Linked DNA regions of Mus musculus: region 1 is linked to region 2. Evidence: chromatin loops called from intact Hi-C (ENCODE). Cell type or tissue: left cerebral cortex. All regions are shown on one strand. Each heading gives the region's core, and the rest is flanking DNA. Links, peaks and the distances in the headings are about the cores only.

Region 1 (16,082 bases), core at 6,717-11,716, 66 kb after region 2:
TAGCCCAGGGGGCAGACTGAGGACTGAGTGGTTGGGATGCCCCCTGTCCACCATACTGTCTTTTACAAATAAAGGAGGCCCATGGTTGGGACAACTGTCGATGAAGAAATTCTGGCACTTCTCACAATCTAAGGTAAAAACAGCAGGGATTGGGGAAGGTATGTGAACATCCCCACATCTAAAGGTCTTCAGAAAGAGCAAAGCACTCTTGTCACTCTCATAATCTGCACCCAAAGTCACTAGAGTAGACATGATCTAGGTTCCACATGACCAAATGAATCACTAGACTAAGGCATTCCTACCTTCTACATCAGATAGCCTTGATGGACACTTACAGAGATAGTCATCATCCTGAGGCTCGCTGACCTCCTCATAGGCAAGGCCCTTTCTCTCTCGCAGCCTGTACATTTTCACTTCAACGTTCTTTTTCCTAAGTTCTGGAGTGGAGAACAAAGGGGACTTAAAGTGTGTGAATCTCAAGCATTTATCCCCATTTCTTCATAAAAATCTAAAATCTGGGCCTGGGAATATAGCCCAGCAGTTAAAGTGTATGTTTAGAGGACCTGGGTTTGGTTCTTAGCACTCACACCATGGCTTTAAACCATCTGTAACTCCAGTTTTAGCTAATCAAATACTCTCATTCCATCTCTGCAGGCATCAGGCATGTACATGGTACACATACATACATGGAGGCAGACATTCATATGCATATAAAAATAAATCTTTAAAAAACTAAAAAATTGCCAGGCGTGGTGGCTCATGCCTTTAATCCCAGCACTTGGGAGGCAGAGGCAGGCGGATTTCTGAGTTCGAGGCCAGCCTGGTCTACAAAGTGAGTTCCAGGACAGCCAGGGCTACACAGAGAAATCCTGTCTCGAAAAACAAACAAACAAACAAACAAAAAAATAAAAAATTTACTTTAAAATGTTTTAAAACAAAATGTGAAATTTACTGCCATATGCTCTCCTTTTAACTTTTTGTTTAAAGAAGCTAAGATCCCATATTCAACTGACAACAGATGTCTAATCTAATTTTAATTTCTGACTCTTCAGGTTTAATTTCTACTTGCTCACATTTTCTACTTAAAAATAGTTCATTGACATGTTGATCCATTTATAAAATATTAATTAAGGGCCCACTGCAATTAGGCATTGAACAAAGACCTGGGCAAACAGCATTGAGAGTATTTGGTTTCTATTGCCACAGAGATTTATTGGATCAGTTGCTTTATGCTTCACTTGCTGTTTGAAAGCAACATTAGAGGCCAGGCATGGTGGCACACGCCTTTAATCCCAGCACTCTGGAGGCAGGGGCAGGTGGATTTCTGAGTTCGAGGCAGCCTGGTCTACAAAGTGAGCTCCAGGGCAGCCAGGGCTATACAGAGAAACCCTGTCTCGAAAAATCAAAGAAAGAAAGAAAGAAAGAAAGAAAGAAAGAAAGAAAGAAAGAAAGAAAGAAAGAAAGAAAGAAAGAAAGGGAAAGGGAAAGGGAAAGGGAAAGGGAAAGGGAAAGGGAAAGGGAAAGGGAAAGGGAAAGGGAAAGGGAAAGGGAAAGGGAAAGGGAAAGGGAAAGGGAAAGGGAAAGGGAAAGGGAAAGGGAAAGAAGGGAAAGGGAAAGGGAAAGAAGGGAAAGGGAAAGGGAAAGGGAAAGAAGGGAAAGGGAAAGGGAAAGGGAAAGGGAAAGGGAAAGGGAAAGGGAAAGGGAAAGGGAAAGGGAAAGGGAAAGGGAAAGGGAAAGGGAAAGGGAAAGGAAAGAAAAGAAAAGAAAAGAAAAGAAAAGAAAGCAACATTAGAGCTACCTACCATATCCTTATTTCCACATATTAATGTTCACAAGGTTGCAGAGTTTGTAAGATTGCCCAAGTCCCAGTACCTCCATGTGAGTAACAACCCAAATTTATGCATTTAAAGTAGGTGTTCTGACATATTACTTAATAGCATGCCCACTATCAATGCCACAGCTTAGACAAGACCAAGTTCAGAACTTTCTGAAGTTACTACACTGACCATCCCAGACTATTCTCATTAACCTTCCGAGAGGGATTAAAGTTCCCAAATTATTTACTCTTACTCAGTTTTTTCCCAGAGTGCTGTCCAGAGGTATTTCCTTCTTCAAGGGAGGACACTGGTTTCTGGACGTGTTCTGAGCCACTTGTATTCAGCAAATTTTCTATTCCAGACCCTTCCTTCACATTAGATTCACCACTAAATGGCATTCTAGATGATTCCTTTAATTAGAGTCACATATTAAAAAAAACAAAAAAAAAAAAAAACAGGCATTTCAAGTAGTTCTTTAAGGCTTTTTATAAAACTTCACCTGTGACTTTAGTTAATGTGTAGAGTATCTGAATAAGGAAGAGACAAGGAAGAACTTAAATGAATCCAGGGCAAGAGGCCATCTGCTAGGCTTTCTCCCTTCAGGCTTCTTTCAGGCTTGAGGAAGGTAGATACTTGGGAAGGCTAGCTGGAAGGTCAACAAAGTTTGCAATGAAGAAGATAGGGCTTACAGAGAGAAAGAGGGTATATCCGTAAAGTAGGAAATATTGATCAGATGAGAAATGTAGAAAACAAAGTTGATAAAACACATCTGTAAAGGGAAGTGAGAGCAGAGCAGTGTCTCTGGGAAGAAAATGAAGAGATGGCGGCAGAAATGTACCTCTACAACTAACGAAGTAATGATAAAATTGTAAATTGGCATTCTGGAAATAGTTGATTCTAGAATTAGGTTGCTTGTTTGAGATGGGGGTCTCATGATAGAGGCTGGCCTCAAACTCACAGGATTCCTCCTACCTCAGCCTTTCAAGTGCTCAAACTACAGATCTGAGCATAATGCTTAGGATGACTCTGGAATTAGATTAATTCTTGTACTAATTTTCCAGAAAAATTCAATAATTTTTTCACTCATAAGTTTGTATACATGCTAATTGTTCATTTTTAAAAGATTTATTTTCATTTCTATTTGTGTGTGTGAGGGGGTGGTGCACAGGTTCTGTCAGAGTAAGACAAGGGCATTCAATCTCTTGGAGTTGGAGTTAAAGGGTAGTTTTGAACTGTACAGCTCAGGACCTTTGGAAGAACAAGAAATGCTATTAACCACTGAGCCCTCTCTCCAACCACCCAGACATAATAATTCTATTTAGAATACCCACAACTGAATATAATACTAGTGTGAGATTACTAGCTTCTCTCAGTCTTTCCGACAGATGATATTTCTATGGAAATTATTTGCCTATATGAACGCTTACATCCTTTTCTTTTTCCCATTCCAAAACTCATTATATCATTGTATACCTGTGGTAGACCTGGAACTCCTTAAGTAGACTAGGCTGGCCTCAAACTCACAGTATTCCTTGGGACTCTGCTTCTCATGTAATTACAGGCAAGCACTACCATGCCTGATTAAGTCATGTCTCATTTGTGGATCCCTTGCTATTAAACTTGAATCTTCTAAGTGACGAGAGTTGCTGTTTCTTATCAGAGTGAGTCTTTATGAAGGAGAGGATCATATCTCCTTTATGTGTGCCATTCAAAGTAAAATCCTCTGTATTTGTAAACTATCCTTAGAGTACATTAGTGAATTTCTCACTTTCACATAGCAGAAAAAAACTGAGGTAGGAACACTCAAGTGAGTGATGTTCTTATTAATTCAAATGACCGGGAGGCTGAGAGACACTGTGTAGATGAGACCGGGAAGGTAGCAATTCCCAGGGTACTCTAAGCCTTCTCCTTTCCTTACCTGTGTTTGGATCTATGAGGAAGGTTTCCTTGTCTGTAGGATTTGGAAAGCACTTACCTTCTGCTGTTTACTGTGCTTCACCCGGAAAGGCACCCAAGGAGGACTGACTGAAAGGGATAGGAAATCAGGGTTTGGGTTGGTATATAGTTTTACACTTGGGATTCTTACCAGGAACAGAGAATTCTGAATAACTGAGTGAAGACTTCAAGGATGACCCAAGAGTGATATGGAAATTATTTCTTATTTATATATATATTTATTAGATATTTTCTTCATTTACATTTCAAATGCTATCCCAAAGGTCCCTATACCCTCCCCCCGCCGGAAATTATTTCTAAAATATTAACTCTATCATTCTATTGGGGGGCATTGGTGTTTTTATTTAAGCTTATCCAATTAGACAAAACTCATCTTATCTTTGTTTTATGTTTATACGCTATCCAATACATTTATTTTTAAGTAAATAAGTAAATCAGCCTGTGACAAAGAAAACACTGAATAAAACAGGAACAAGGAGATATTATATACATATACACACAAAAAGGTCATTCGGTAAGAGGTAATTTTCAGTGTCAGTTTTAATAGTGAAATATTGGAATTCTTTCCTCTAGGATCACAAGAGACATGCAAGGATTCTCATTCTTGCTATTTCTACTCAACATAATACCTGAAGCCCTGGTTAGAATAAGTAGGCATATATATACATATATATACACACACACACAAACACGCATACATACACATACAAATCATCTAACTTGGAAATAAAGAAATAAATTATTCTTTTTACAAATTACATTGTCTTATACACAGAAATCCCTTAAGATTCCACTAAAAGAGCTGGGTGTGTTGGTGTACACCTTTAATCCCAGCACTTGGGAGGCAGAGGCAGGTGAATTTCTGAGTTCGAGGCCAGCCTGGTTTACAGAGTGAGCTCCAGGACAGCCAGGGCTACACAGAGAAACCCTGTCTAGAAAAACCAAAAACAAACAAATAAATAAATAAATAATAAAAATAAATAAAAAGATTATACTAAAAATTGCAGGATATAAAATTAATTTTAAAAATCAGTGTGGGGCTGGCAAGATGGCTCAGCGGGTAAGAGCACTGACTGCTCTTCTGAAGATTCTATGTTCAAATCCCAGCAACCACATGGTGGTGGCTTATAACCACCTGTAGTGAGATCAGATGCCCTCTTCTGGTGCATCTAAAGACAGCTACAGTGTACTTATTTATAATAATAATAAATCTTTGGGCCTGAGAGAGCATGGACTGAGCGAGCAGGGTTGACCAGAGCAATCAGAAGTCCTAAATTCAATTCCCAACAACCTTATGAAGGCTCACAACCATCTGTACAGCTACAGTGTACTCATATACATAAAATAAATAAATAAATAAATAAATAAATAAATAAATAAATAAATATTTTTTTAAAAAGTTAAAAAAAAAATCAGTTGTGTTTTTATACACCCACAATAAACAATCCAGGAAGGAAATTTAAAAAAAAAATCACATCTACAATGATTAAAATAATAAAATATTTAGTAGGAAAGTAAAGGACGCAAAAGATTTGTTCATGGTTTATAAGACAAAGTTATAAAAGTTTATATTACCTCAAATGATGTATAGATTAAACATGTTCCCTATCAAAATGCCAATGCTGTGTTTTACTGCATTAAAAATAATTAATAAAGGATTAATATAGGATATAGATTAATATAGGATCTTAAGGGAATCAGAATAGCCAAGAGAATCTTGAAAAAGAACAAAATCTAAGATAACAACATGTTTTAAGTTGTTATATCCAAGGCACGGAACTATGAAACATTAGAAGAAAGACTAAAATCTGCATAACATTGCAAACATAATTAATTTTCTTGGTATAACACCAAAAAATTAAGCAAAAACTGCCGGGCGTGGTGGCGCATGCCTTTAATCCCAGCACTCGGGAGGCAGAGTCAGGCGGATTTCTGAGTTCGAGGCCAGCCTGGTCTACAAAGTGAGTTCCAGGACAGCCAGGGCTATACAGAGAGACCCTGTCTCGAAAAACCAAAAAAAAAAAAAAAAAAAAAAAAGGCAAAAACAGAGAAGTAGGATTACATTAATCTTAAAAACGTCAAACAAAACAATGGAATGAAAAGGGTAACCTAAATAATAGAAGAAAATATCTGCAAAGTGTATATATATTAAGGGGTTGGTATCTAGAATACTCAACAACCACAACATCAATATAAAGTAAGTCAAAAATAGGTGATTAGACTCAAGTTCGTTTTTATCAAATCAACTTATATTTTTGTATTCAAGTTCTATTTCCTAACATATTTGGAGATGAAGCTATTAGAAGCTAATCATAACAAGATGACACCTGAAGAGTGTGGCCCCATAATTGAATTAGTTCTTTCATAGGTAGAGATCCTATGAAAGGCTAAATGTGTTCTACACATGAACACACATAGTTCATGTGAATACACAGTGGAGATCTCTTATACACAAAGGAGAAGCCATTGTTGAAACCTGACAAGGCAGCACTCCCATTTTGGATTTCTAGCCTCTAGAACTGTAAGAAATATATTTCTGCTTAAAAATTTAGCACATGATATTTTGTTGACAGCTCTTTAGCTACCTAATTAATGCAACGAGCACACATTTCTCCAGATATTTAAGTGGCCAACAAGCATAGAAAAAAGTGTTCAACACAATTAGTTATCAGGGAAATGAAAATTAAAGTCCCAGTGATATATCATAAGAAGTAATGGCAAGGATGAGGACAAATTGGAATGCTTGAATGACCACCTTTGATGGGAATATAAAATGGCACAGCTACCAGAAATAGTAAGTCCCTCAAAAATTAAAATAGAGCTGGGCGTGGTGGCCCATGCCTTTAATCCCAGCACTTGGGGGGCAGAGACAGGCAGATTTCTGAGTTCAAGGCCAGCCTGGTCTACAGAGTGAGTTCCAGGAAAGCCAGGGCTACACAGAGAAACCCTGTCTCAAAAAAAAAAATTAAAATAGAATTACTTTATGATTTAGATTTCTTTATGTACATATAAAGAGTGAAAATAAGATCTTGAAGAGACATTTGCACAACCATGGTCATATTTACATGATTAATAATAAGCACGCAGGCTACAGACTAGGTAAGGTGCTTATCCTAGCTACTTTGGGTTTGATATTTCTTGTTCATGCCCAGATTTGTATATATTTCATATTTATTATATTTATAAATAGCATATAGTTTTCACATATTTTAAAATGTACAGGAATAGATTCTTACTATTAATTTTGCATTGCATCTTGTTTGTTTGCTGACCCTTGATTCTGAAACACCCAGTTTTCAGAAGTTGGTTCTGAGACATTATGGAACCTAAATCTGGCTTGGTTTCCGATGGGTACTTCTAAATTCTCCTGCCCCCTCACCTCACTTCTAAACTCTCCTAGCCTCTCCTCACCTTGTTGCTTAGGTGTCCACTCTTCATCAGAATCCTCACTGTCATTTATTTGGGGTTTCATTGCTTGCCTTTGGTAACACATGAAAGCTGGTCTAGGGGCTCTGAGACCTGAAAAGCAGCAAAATATTCCTCTTAAAAAGGCCCTAGAGGATGGAACAAATGTATCACAAGGCCAGGTAGGCTCTGGGTGTGGAGATGAGATCTCTACAGGGCCAGTGCTAACATTTAGTCCTGGACACACAGACACACACACACACACACACGTTTCCTCTAAACTTGTCTCCATTGGGAACTGTACCACTGTAGATACCTGGGAAGACCCTAACATAACATGGGAACATGGGAACTGAGATTTTATTTTTTTAATCTAGACTGGTTCAACCGAAGACTTCTTGTTACCTATTGAAATCAGCATTTTATAGTTCCTTTTCACATTTCTATAGCGAATTTTCTCCCACTCTCCCATCTCTGCCCATTCTTCTTTGGAGAAGTATATGGAAATGTCTTTGAATTCATCTTTGACCTGGGGGAAAAAAAATAAAAACAAAAAACGGAACATGCTGGGCCGGGCTTGGGACCCTGGAATGTGGTCTCAGTGACCAAGGTTATCCTCCCATTCCCAGAACCTTCTTTAAGCAAACACTGGATGTTCATGCTGACAGAGCAGTTGCTAATGAGCCTTTCCTCTCTCACATATCGGGACCCACCTTCTTGTCATAGGAAAAATCAATATGGTATTGGTACTCAAGGCTGTTTGCCTCTGCCCACCCCATGATCCTCCTGACTCAAGGATAACTTCGTACTACCTTGGGTTTCCACTCGAATTTCCCTGTATCTTCTTCAGGACTATTTTCTTCCAGCTTGTTGGTGTTCATGGTGCAGGACATTTCACTGGAGAGGTCCAGGGTCCTATGGTCCTATGGATGAAGAGGTAACTAAGGGCCTTAGGCGATCAGAGATGCCCACCAGCACATGGGAAGGAGCTAGGGGCTGGGAATCCATGCAGCCAACACAGGCAGCTTCTTCGGACTCCGAGGTCTAGTACTCTGGTGCAGGAGCAAGGATTCTGGACTGAGCCCTAAACCTAGGCACCGACCCTCCGTCCGGGTCAGGACCTGCGACAGCAAGGAAGGAAGATTCCTCCCGCCAACCGGTGTCCCCCCCCACCCCATTCCCACTTGCTCTTCATCTGGACCAAGGAGTCAGCCAGGGTCTGAAAGATGTTTTCAGGTAAATGGATTCGGGAATCCCGAGTACAAGGGATTGAAGTCCCTCTGGTGAAAATGTAGGAACGCTCTGGCTGAGATTTTAACTTTGGGGACCTCGGGCTGAGGAGTGGGGTGCATCAGATTGAAGGAATTGGGTTCGTAGGCTAGAGGAGTCTTTCAGGCTGTGAAATAAGGTTTGGAGACTCGCAGTCTGACGAGATTTGACGATTATGTCACGAAGAGTTGGGATTTGTCACGTCGGAGGTATTTAGGGTCCTGCGGGACGAGAGCATTTAGGATCTCTGGAAGCCAATCTGGAGTGACAGACAGGTCCTCGAGACCGAGGGCGTCTGGGGTCTTTGGGGCTTAGGAGAGTCTCTACGCTGAGAGTCCAGGTTTCCTGTCTGGAAACTTAGTCTCTCTGAGGCGAGCTACCCAGGTTCCTCAGGCAGAGGCTGGGTTGGTTCCGCACAAGTGCATTTGGGACCTCACTCAGCCAAAGGGCGTTTGGAGTTCCCGAGAAGCTGAGGTGACCGGGTGTGTGCGTGTGAGCGCGCGCGCGCGTGTCACGCTGAGGGGGTCCGAATCTAATTTAGGGGATATGGGGTCTCACGGGCTGAGCCTAGAAAGCCTCGCTGGTCCTGAAGGTTTCGCCTGCACTCATGGTCCAGAATCCCGCGGCTCTGAGGCCACCGCCGGCGTTCGTCCCTCTGAGGAGTTCCGAGGCTGACTGACAGGAGAATCCGCCAATTGACAGACAGCTGGCTGAGGGGCGGGAACAAGAAAAGCGGAGGGCGGAGCTCTGCCTGTCAGTCAGGGTGCAATTCCTGCCCGTGGCTTTCTCCAGGCTGCCCCTCCCCTCGCTGGGATTGCCAGGCCCCTGCACGAATCAGGTAGTGGCCAGCGCGCAGGCGCACACTTGTTCTCTGTGCGGCGTCCGTTCCTTCAGACTCCTCTTTTTCAATGTGGCAGGCTGTGTTACCTGACCTGTGTCCTGTCTACTAAAGGTCTTAAAACCATGGAGCAGAGCTTTAAGTGCTTAGGTCTGCTCTAGAGTGGGGTTTCAGTCAATCTCCAATTGGAGCTGGGCACCGGGAAGCCGGGGATGAGGGTGGGACCGGAAGTCCAGCTTTGGCAGGCATACCCTGAGCTCACGTCTCGCCTGAGATAAGTAGCTTAATCAAATAGATAGACAAAATCAAAACAAATAAGGCTCTCCGGAAAAGAACCTAAAAATTAGGCTATGAAAGAGTTTAAAAAAAAAAAATTTAAAAGCCTCTAATTTAACAATAACTTTAATAAATAAGCACATAGGTTTACTAAAATGTTCGTGGCGTAATAATAGAGTGCCTTGGCTAATATAAATCGTTATTACTGAATAGAAATTAGCTTATAAGAGGGGTGGAGAGATGGCTCAGTGGTTAAGAGCACTTACCGCTCTTGCAGAGTACACACATTCTCTTCCATCACCATCGCGGGGGCAGCTCACAACCCCTCACCCCGTAACTCTAGTTCATGGGATCTGATGACTTTGATGACTTACGTGGTGCACTTACGTACACTTAGACCTACGAAAATACACATAAATAAATAGATCTTTTAAAAAGAAATTAATTTAAAATGTCTAGTGATAAGAATACGAACTACCCGCTGCTAGTGCAAAATAAACAGGCACAGGTGCGATACCCCAACTCTAGTTTGACTTTCCCTTCAATTCTGCTACCTAAGCAATATTAGACTTTTAAATATATATATGTATATATTATTATATATATTATATATGTGTATATATATATATACATATGTATATATATGAGATTTAAGAACTTTTGATAGTGCTGTGAACGCACTGTTTATTGGCTGCCCTAAGTTTGAAATATGTAGACACAATCAGCTTAAATCTATGACTGACTTCTTTTTTTTGTTTGTTGGTTTGTGAAAGAAAGATGAAATTTCAAGACCTGTAAGTCATATAAAGTACTCAGAAATTGCTGGTTGTTTGTGAGCCTAGAGGCTGCCTGGGGCTGAGAAAAAAGAAAAACAAACCTGGGTATGCCCCGTAGTTAAAACATTCCTGGGAACAGCTTAACCATAAGATAAAGGGGAATGTGAGGACATAACAGGGCTATCTGAACTGAGTCAACAACTCACAGAACTCTGACATCCTACAAGTACATGTAATTTTTCTGCTGATGTTTGAATAAGCCAATAGTGTATCGCTATGCTGAATTCCACACACCTAAGCCCCTTACCCCATAAAAACCCCTAGCTTTCGAGCCTCGTGGCTATCTCCTATGTGGGATGCATGTTGGTCCGGAGCTCCGTAATTAAACGACCTCGTGTAATTACATCAAGGTGGTCCTTCGTGATTTTTTGGGTGCACACCAAATCGGGAATTGAGTGGGGGTTTCCCCTCTAGGTTCTAACATTTTTTTTTTCACCTGTGATGGAGTTTATTGTGGAGAAAAGTAACAGAACTTGGCTGGATAAAGAAAGGAATTTGGACATATAACTAGTGTGGGTGCTTAGCCCCAAGCCTCAGCAGCCCAGCCATGGGTCTGCACGGTTCTTTCGCATCAAGAAGTTAATCTTTCGAGTCATTTCCATGTTGTAGATCCTCCAGCATGTTTCATAGCTCTCCCACTGGTGGCAGCAAGGCTTCTCATAGTAGCGTCGTCGCTTTATGACTTCCGTAAGCCCATCCGTGGTAAGGATTCTGTTTAGGGTCCTGCAGGCACCTTCCACGTTCCCCTCCTGAACCATCACAGTCCTGGCAATGAACTTCAGATGTTTAGCCATGGCCTTGTATTTAAATCTTCATTCTTCCGGGACTATAGACTGGGGGCTCCGAATTTGGACTCCGGACTCTCTATGACTGACTTCTTAGTTTGTCTCTCACTTGCCGAGATTGTCTGGGATGAATTTATTTAAAGAACTGTAACGGTAGATGTAAAATCTGAACAAATTAGGAGCTTGATGACCCACATAATAGTGGCAGGAGAAAGTGGACTGCACAAAGTTGTTCTCTGACCTCCACTGGGCCATGCAGGAGAACCATGCACGCACGCATGCAGGCACACATGCATGCACGTCCTCTACCAAAACATAGCAGTTCAGACTTTGAAATATTGATAGGCAATGAACTGAGAACAGCAATGGAAAGAAGTAGATTATGAATTCGTAGATGCCTGTTCAGATATATATAAAAAAAAATAGTAAGTACATTACACGGGAATTAGGCAATCCTAAAACTCAAATGAAGCTCCACAAAAGACAGAAATCTGAGACTGATTGTTAATAAAAGCAAAATTGAGGAACTCTAATTTCCTGTGGTGGGGAGACAAAGCTACAGATAAGGCTTGGAGATTCATTTTAAGAATAGGCAAGGGGCTGGAGAGATGGCTCAGAGGTCAAGAGCACGGACTGCTCTTTCAGAGATCCTGAGTTCAATTCTCAGCAACCACATGGTGGCTCACAACCACCTGTAATGAGATCTGATGCCCTCTTCTGGCACGTAGGCATACATGCAGGCAGAATACTATATATAATAAATAAATCTTAGAAAAACAAAACAGTCAAGTTCAGTTGGGACTGGTGGCATAAGTCTGTACTACCAGCCTCTTGGGAGCTCAGAGAAAGAGAAGGCTTGAAGATACAAGGGCGTTACGTACCACTTAGTGAGACGTGGTCCCAAAATGAAGGAAGAGGACTGGGAATATAGGTCAGTGATAGAGAGGTTGGTAGCATGCATGGAGCTCCAAGTGCAATCCCTAGTACCACACACACAAAGATCTAAATTCCAGTAAACTCTCTGCTGAAATAAGTCTACTATACTAAGGAAAGGTATACTAAGGTTCTGGTTGGAAGGTAGAGTTAGATGAAGTATTCACTGAGAATTCATTGTGAAAGGACTCTATGCTGTCCCATTTTTCATGATGATCCCCCAAATATTCCTCAGTTAATGCCATACACATTAATCTTCCTCTCATAAAGACTCAATGATCAGTACATACTGATGTAGAAGAAACTCACTGTAATAGAAGTGATTTAATGAAGCAATTGCTAATAGATTTGCTTAGAAGACATTAAAGCAGAAAAAGTCGGCCGGGTGTGGTGGCACACACCTTTAATCTCAGCACTTGGGAGGCAGAGGCAGGCAGATTTCTGAGTTCAAGGCCAGCCTGGTCTACAGAGTGAGTTTCAGGACAGTCAGGGCTACACAGAGAAACCCTGACTCAAAAAAAAAAATCTTAAAAAAATAAATAAATATGGGACTCTTACTTCTCACTCTCTTACCTCTTACCCCTCACTCTCACGTCTTCTCTCCTCTCTGTCTTCTTTCCTCTCTCCTCTCTTCTCCTCTCTTCTCTTACTCTTTCTCTCTAGCCTTTCCTCTCTCTCTCTTCCTCTCTCTCTTTCTACCTTCTCTTTCTCCCTGCCTTTCTATAATAAAGCTCTAAAACCACAATAAATAAATAAATAAATAAATAAATAAATAAATAAATAAATATGGGCTGGAGAGATGGCTCAGTGGTTAAGAGCACTGACTGCTCTTCCGAAGGTCCTGAGTTCAAATCCCAGCAACCACAAGGTGGCTCATAACCATCCATAATGAGATCTGACTCCCTCTTCTGGTGTGTCTGAAGATAGCTACAAGGTACTTAGATATAATTATATATATATATATATATATATATATATATATATAGTCGAACTTAGCCAAGTGAGAGCTAATAAAACACCCCAAAGATAAGTAACGCTACCCAGGTGTGTTAAAGATAAACAAAATTAACAATGCTAGAATGTTTGTTCACCAAGATTGCCAGCTATTGGGCCCATCCCCAAAGAACATGTTCAAACAGGCAGCTCAAGGTTCACAGCCATCATTAAGTTCGGGTCTTCCAGTAAGCCCTCTTATTAAGAAAAACATAGTTCTTCTATGTGGGCAAGATGACCCTGGGTATCAAACGATTTGAAAAAGAACAATACTGATATACTTAAGAAATAATCCTGACAATATTTTAGCTGTGTAAATTTTCCATCTGTCCAAGTAGCCAGACTTGAATTCTCCTGTCTCCATTCAAATTGTTTACAATGTAACCTCAGTCTGAGATTTAAGGATGACAACATACATAAAATGCAAATGCCTAAGGTATTTATACGTTAGTGAAACGTTCTATTCAAGGCCGGCTCTTCCTTGAGCATTAGCCAATGGACAAGTATCATTAAAGAGCTTTCTTTGTCTCTAAGTGTTCAAAGTTGTTAGGGCAGGTGAAACCATGTTGTGTGACTTGGAATAATGTAATGCGTCCGAGACGTGCTAAGGAGCCACTCACAAGGTAGCTCCTATCTGAGCCAAGTTTAAGGCAGGCTGTGATATGCTAACGAATCAACCCTAAGCTTCGAGCCCTGACAGTGCAATGGGAACGCCTACGGTAACAATTCAAAAGCCCCAGGATCTCACTGCTGTGCTCTCAAAACATTCCATCTCAAACTCATGGCTTATTTCCAATGGCAGAGGAACTCTGAGACTGGCCACTCTGGTGATCATTGCATTTCTGGCACTGTAAAGGTGTGAGAATCTCGGAAGGAAGACCCCAGGCTCAAATCGGATGCAAAAGCAAAGACTGTTTATTCTGCAGAAAGAACACTATTGGGGGTTGGGGGGAGGTCAACCATTCATACAAAATGGTGGCCCTAAGAGGAGCTTGCAAATTCCTTTTATGCCAAGCTAGGGGAATTTTCCGGAAGAGTTAGGTAATCTCTAACATGATTGGCTAGGTAAGTAGCAGTTACATTAGCTCATTCCTGATTGGTTGCTATCTCAGTTTTATACATTAGTTTTATCATTTTGGTGAGGCCTTAAAAAAAATCCAGGACTTAGCTCCAGGCTTCTCTTCCCCTTTAGCCAAATGCCAGGGCCATCCTCTATTAAAGACCCATTGTCTGTGACTCTCAAGAAGAGCCTTGTTTGCTTCCCTGGGAAACCGAAATGTTTTCATCCCCAAGGTTTTAGAGGTCTCACCACCATTGCCAAGTTCACACACACCTGCTTTGTCAGAACTCACACGATACTCTCAAGGGTCTTCTGGAACAGTACAGTCCTCCTAGCCTGCCACAGCCAAAGGACTTCCCTGAGGATGCAGGTTAGGTCCTGAAGCACACTCACCAATGAGGATTCCCAGTGGCAGCCGAGAGCATTCCCTATCAGACGTCTTCCCATGTTGCGAGAAGGCTGTTTACATGAGATTGCTGTCATGTTTATAATGGCACAGCATTATAAGGAACATTTGTATGTGGCCTTGTTGAAGTAGGTATAGCCTTGTTCAAGGAAGTGTGTCACTGTGGGGTGGGCTCAAGCTACACTCAGTGTGGCACAAGTCTCCTTCTGCTGCCTAACGACCAAGAACTCTCAGCGCCTGCTCCAGCACACAGATCTCCACTGACCAGTAGTCACATTTTACCATCATGACCACTTAGCTCACAACCAAACAGCTTGCTTTATCACAGCAAGAGAGTGAGGAGAGCCAAAAATGTCACAGAAGGTAGGTATCAGTTACAACAGAGCAGTCTTAGCTCATTTGGTGAATCTCATGTCCACAGAGAAAAGCCAATGGATCTAGTACACAAGTATAACACATAAGGGGGGGGGGGGACCAGGAAGTGAGGATTATTAACCACTATTCCATAAGCTGCACACCATATGTAAATGCTATGACAAAATTCTAAGTGTTTTCTGAGTTGAAGTCTCCCTTCCCAAAGCGAGGTGTGACTTTAATTTGGAAGCAAGGCCATGCTGATAGAATTAACTCCATTAAAGCTAAGTTTTGTAGGAATACTAAATGTTCTTACTCAGGTGTGGCTACCATGCATATAAGACTACCAGGTCTGATGGTGCATGTTATGCACCATCTGAGGCATCTTCGAGAGATGGAAGACAGGAAAAGAGACAGCACCACGGTCTTCGATAGATAGGACCATGTTTATTGGCGCATATAATGAATGGTGGGTATACTCAGATGTGTAGGAGATTGATTGCCTTCAGAAAAAGATGGCCACTAGCAATAATGGGGTAGAAATGCTTGTAGCTCGTAGCTTACATGTCTTCCTGTAGGCCCTCTCTTCTAGAGTTTCCAGCCAAAGTCTAGACAGGTATCTCAGCAGATAACAACACTATGTGTAATCTTGTAGGAACCCTGTTTTATAGGGTTCCTAAATTGTTCCAAACTTAAGGGGATATAAAAACAACAGGGAATCAGGGGCAGGGTTGTAGATTCTTCCTAACTGTTTCCTGCTGAGGAATGTCATTGCTGGAGGTGGGTAGTTTTGGGTCTGTGGAAGAGGGGTCCTCTGACCACTTAGCCGAGGAGAATTTTAACTTGATTGGCTGTGATGGATCATATCGTTGCCGTCCTGTATTCCTGGGGTGAGAGACAGGAGGAAGAATTGGATGGCTTGTGGCTCATTAGTTTCTTTTTCAGGGGTCACCAAACTACTTTCAGGTATTTGAGGGCACCAATCTCTGTTTAACTCTTTCAAGCTGACAAAAGATTGATGCGGGGACAGAGGAGCAGTAGTTAGGGTGCCTCAGAAAAGGGCCCATCCCAGGGACCACAGTAACTGGCAAAGATCCAGAACATAAGTTATGAGGTAATAACTGTACAACTGTGTAGAGAACATTAAGAGACAA
Region 2 (5,000 bases), core at 1-5,000:
GAGACATACAAACTCCTCATGTGATGGGCTGCTGTAGAAGACCCCAAGCACCAAGCTGGAGTTTAGAATTCTAGCAGAGTTACACAGAACAAAAAAGAGAATGTTCCACTTGCAAAGTGAGGTTTTAATACAATTCTCCCAATAGTACTACGTGAAATGGGACATAATACTGCTCCAGTAAGAGTGCTGTGACAGAAGGAACGCAGGATGACAGGAGGAAGAAGGGCAAATTCAAATACGACACCAATGTATGCAACCAAGGTTTTACAACTCCCTAGATGTGTCTGCTGAGGAAAACAACATATCCCCACCCCTTTAAACTGAGCCAAGACTTCCAAGGAGCAGCAGTAACTGAAAGGAACAATTACCCTGCTTGTTTTGTTTACTAACATGGGTTATGGAGAGATCAGAAAACTCGGTTAGATACGGTTTCCCAAAGAGGCCGGAATTTCAGGGACTTTTGAGAAATAGTTACAGAAACAGACTTAGGAATTATAAAAGATTAGTAATTATATAAAGGCCTCAAGTGACAAAAACCTGGAAGCTACAAAGAGAAATTTATATATTGTAGAATCTGAGGCTGCTTGCAGGGCTAGTTGCAATAAATGCTAAAAGGCACAAAAGAGAAAAGTGATTTAATGGATAGGTGTAAGTAACTATGAACAAAGTGATGGATAAGAAGAAGTAAAGGAGGTTAAAAAAAGTGACTCATGAGTACTGCATTCGGAACACCTTGAAATTAACACATCTTACAAAGTAAGTACTTAGTGTTCACGTGCAGCATTAAGCAGCATACTGGAAAAGCAAACTGAAACTGGACTCGGCTGAGAACGCTATGAATTTAAATCCGGTTCTAATTCACACCAGCTCTATAGCCTGGGCTGTTTAGATGCCAAGAGTCAAGAAGTAAAACTATGAAATTATTCACTTAACTGCTTGAAATTAAAACAAACAAACAAACAAACAAAAAAACCTACCTTGAGTCTTCCCCAATCTATAAGTAACTGAAAGGAGCCCACATAGTACATTCACAATTGCTCTTCAAAAGGTACAACCAAGACTAAAATCAACCTTTCACTATCTGTATGATCAACGCTCAACATTCATAAAGCCATATTTAACGTTTTTGCTTTTCTTTCTTGAGACAAAGATTCTCCGTGTAGCCCAGGCTGTCCTGGAACTTGCTCTGTAGACCAGACTGGCCACGAACTTAAGAGACCCACTTGCCTTTGCTAGCAGTAAAGGCGTGCTCCACCACCGCCTGGCTGGTTTTGCTTTTCTTAAACAAGCCCCCCCCCCGCCCCCCTTTTTTGGATAATTAGCTGTTTCAACTTCTAATTTGATGAAGAATACCCCTGTATTGTCAACGGTCCTAAATACAAAGGAAAAATATCTTCGAATAAAGCGGATAATTAAAATGCTAAAGTAATTTGAGAGTAAAAATAAACACACACAAGGGTCCGACTGCCTAAGGCTGTGGATGCAGCTCAGTAGACCTTGCCCAGCAGGCTACGTCTCAAGAGCAGAACAAAACAACCTTCACTTTCATCCCTGAAATTAAGTCTGGTTAATCATGTTAGTTTCCTCTTAAAACAACAAGTGATCAGGCGGCCCAGCGACAGAAACAGCTACTCGTCTAACAACCAAGACAAATCATAACTTCATGTTCGCCCGTTGGCTTTAGAAACGTGTTCAAGCCCTACCAAACAACAGGCCATAGGGCGGAAGATTGAGGTGGGAGCCCGGTTGCTGGAGCAAACGGCACCGAGGGCGTCCATGCACAACTGAGTGCTGGGCTGCAGGCTACATCCCTGCCATTCCCACACCCGCCCGTCGCGACCCCAGGCTCGACCCAGGTGAGGGCAGCAGGCCCAGGCTTTTACCCTCCGTTGAAGGCATAAGGCGAAAACCGCAGCTGCACAGGGCCGGCGGAGCCGTGAGGCCCCATTCCCAGCTCTCGTTCCACGTCTCGGTAAGCAGCAGTGGAAAGCATCGCGCCTAACTCCTGCTGTCTCACGGCAAAATGGCCGCCGGGACCGGTCCACTTCCGCCTCCCTCGCCCCGCCCCCCTAGGCTCCTCTAGCCTGCACTCGTCGTTGCTCTTGGAGGTCTACGCCTGCGTCCGGCTAGCGCACAACCTGGATCCGCCAATCCTGCCAACAGAGAAACCTGTTTTATAACCCTAAGAAAACGTTTGGATTTACTCATGGCGGATAGAAAATTAAAAGTCTGACCATACCAAAAAAATTAACCCAATTACAGAGCAACGACAACTCGGATGTCACATTGGCGAAGTGGCACAGCGTTTGAGACGGGTTAGTAGTTCATGCTGCATTCAAGGCCAATCAGGACGCATGTCAACTGTGTGGTGTACGCAGCCACGAGACCCAGGAAGCAATACCAGATTTCTTTAGCCAGAATATGATGGTTAATATTGTTAATTTCACAGAACTTAGCATCATGTAGGTAAAACCCATGGATGCGTCTATGCGGGTGTTTCAAGGTTTAATTGAGGAGCGAAGACCCAACTAAAATATAAGCGGCGCCACCTCATTGCCTGGATTTCCCGACTAAATAAAGAAGAAGCGAACTAACATTTATCTATTTATGTTTCTGGTCTGTGGATGCAATCCAGTTGGCATGCTTCCCCCTGGGTTGTATCTCCTCAAACAGTAAGACAACATAAAACCCGCTTCCCTTATATTGCCTCTTGACAAGCCTTTGTTAAGTTTTCTCAATTCCCCAGTCTTCTGAGGTTTCCTGTACTTTCAAGAGAAAATGTTTCCTTTAGGGGAAAATAGATACACAGTACTATTGTACTTATTAGAGTCTGTGTAAATAGACAACCTATACAACACCTACACACATAACACACAGATACTGTCCATCACACACACAGACACACACACAGAGAGAAAGAGAGAGAGAGAGAGCGCTAACCTTAACCTAAAGGAGCTCATTACCTCGTTGATAATGCAAAATACAAGGGAAAGGAAGTACGCAGAACAACACATGTATATGCCTTAGATGAACTTCAGAAGGAAAAAAAAATTAAGATATGTTGGAATCAATCAAGCATTATGAAGCAGCCTAAGAAACAGCTGACGTTTTCTTGTGGCAGCAAGGAAGAGAGCTGGTAGTGACCGAGCTAAAAATAGAAATGAATCTGTGACTACAAAGTCGCTTGTTTTGTTGTTCTTCCTTGAACGTAAGTTAACATCTACTGAGAACATGATGAGGAGCGTTTGCTTGACATTTTCCTTAGCCACCTCACAAATCTCAAAGGGGAGGAGCCAGTAAGCTTGCCAAGCAATCTCTGGAGTTCGAAGCCAGCCAGTTCTACAGAGTGAGTCCCAAGAAAGTCGGGGCTACACAGAGAAACTCTTTCTCACAAAAACAAATCATGGAAGACTGAGGATGTAGTTCAGTGGTAGAACGCTTGCTTGGGCTTGATCGCCATTGCCACATCCCCAACTGTTTCCGCTACACACTCAATAGATCTCTCTTTGACAGCTAGAAAGGGCCGTCGGAGGCCCCGCCCCGGAACTGCTGGTACCCGGCCCGCTCGTTTCCTTCCCAGTGTCTCACAGCTTAAGCACAACAAATCGGACTGCAGTCAAGAGCGCAACTGGCGGAAGTGACGGCATCAGATGTGCGTCAGGCGTTCGGTGGATCGAGTCCGGTAGCGGTGGCGGGTATCTGCTGGCGGTTTGGCTAGGTTTCTGCGGTCGCGTCATTTTCTCCGCAGTGCCCAGGTAACGGTCCTTTCATCCTTTTCTCTGCTTGGAGGCCTTAATAAAGGCGACTTCTGCAGCGGGTCCCCGGAGTTTGCCGGAGGAGACGCGAGTGGGCGCGCGGCCGGGCTGGGAACGGTCCTCCGCGCGCGCTGCGGCGGCTCCGCGAGTAACCAGTCTCTGGACCATCGCCTCGGCGGGGTCCTGAAACCCAGTACCAAGGGTGAGCGTCTCCGAGGGGCTGGCACCGGACAGCCCCGCGCACCGCACGTCTCAGCCGCTTCCCCCGGTGGGAGAGTTTTACCCAGGCCTGCAGCCGCCCGTTTTGTCCCCAGTAAGAATAATTCTGTTAGGAAGCGGTTCTCGAGACTCAGCATCTCGCCAGAAGCCTGAGAGTCAAGCTAATCGAGATTAACATAAAAACGCATGCTGCTTTATTTACACACTGTCGGTCTTTAGCCTCAAGTTAAGGTGGTTTTCCAAAACTCCGGGTAGGCTTCTCTGGAAAAAGATGCCGGACCGGTTAGGCAGACGCTTGAAGACTGTGCGGAATCGGTTTCCCAAATACTCAGTTTGATGGCTCAGTTTCCAAAAGATGAAAACCCAGAAAACAGCCTAAAAATAAGTTTGTGCAGCGATTATTGCGATTTTAAGATTGCAGACGAGAAAAGGTGGTTTATATCGTCTGCAGGTGTGAAATGACTTCTGCGAAGCGTACAACAAATTCCCCAGTCTATATAATCAAGCGTTCAGTAAACTTCGTTTGCAGAAAGAGATCTGGATAAATAACTGGTTATACTTTGGACATGAAATCCAACTTTTTTTTTTTTCCTCAACCAAAGCAGTGATTGAAATTGAATTTTCAGTCTTCAATTTTCTCAGATTTATCTGCTCTTTGACACAGGAGATACTCAAACTGCACCTTAAAATCCTTAACTGTTTCCATTGCCTGTGTAATGACATCTTACATTCTGAATTATGCAACCCCACCTACAGCTGCTTTGTCATCTTTTGTAGTGACTTTACATACTGAGCCTGTCACACACTGCATGCTCTTCCAAGGCTTTGTCCCCCCCTTTCCCTTCTGTGATTTGTGCTGCACCTAGAGTGCTGATTTGTGTTGTTTTGTTCCTTTTGCTCCTTTTGCTAGACCTGTGTTACATTGCCCCTGCTTTGTGCGAGTTCCGGCCTCTCAGAAGGTACTTGACTTTAGTTATGTCTTTCTTAACTTTTTAAAAGATTTACATATGTGAATGTTTTGCTTAT

What was found. Peaks named below come from ENCODE experiments on the same cell type or tissue, not always from the same donor. Only the 100,000 strongest peaks of a DNase experiment are listed, where the experiment ranks them.
Region 1: it touches region 2 in a loop (5-fold over the local background); 2 of 42 quality-filtered maps call a loop at or near these places.

The regions. Positions count from the first base shown.
Region 1 is chr17:15,555,231-15,571,312 of GRCm38, forward strand. It overlaps Prdm9 (PR domain containing 9), which reads right to left and starts at 8,101. Exons shown (of 10, transcript NM_144809.3): 1 at 7,991-8,101; 2 at 7,584-7,707; 3 at 7,185-7,292; 4 at 3,793-3,842; 5 at 2,071-2,227; 6 at 336-437; 7 at 1-128. The coding sequence starts at 8,059. It also overlaps the pseudogene Gm6686. In left cerebral cortex, for the core only: no CTCF peak of the experiment used is centred there; DNase peaks (open chromatin) are centred at 9,203 and 9,882; H3K4me3 peaks cover 1,694 bases; H3K27ac peaks cover 1,382 bases.
Region 2 is chr17:15,496,270-15,501,269 of GRCm38, forward strand. It overlaps Psmb1 (proteasome (prosome, macropain) subunit, beta type 1), which reads right to left and starts at 2,007. Exons shown (of 6, transcript NM_011185.3): 1 at 1,884-2,007. The coding sequence starts at 1,993. It overlaps Tbp (TATA box binding protein), which reads left to right and starts at 3,619. Exons shown (of 8, transcript NM_013684.3): 1 at 3,619-3,755. In left cerebral cortex, for the core only: no CTCF peak of the experiment used is centred there; DNase peaks (open chromatin) are centred at 2,069 and 3,594; H3K4me3 peaks cover 4,451 bases; H3K27ac peaks cover 2,645 bases.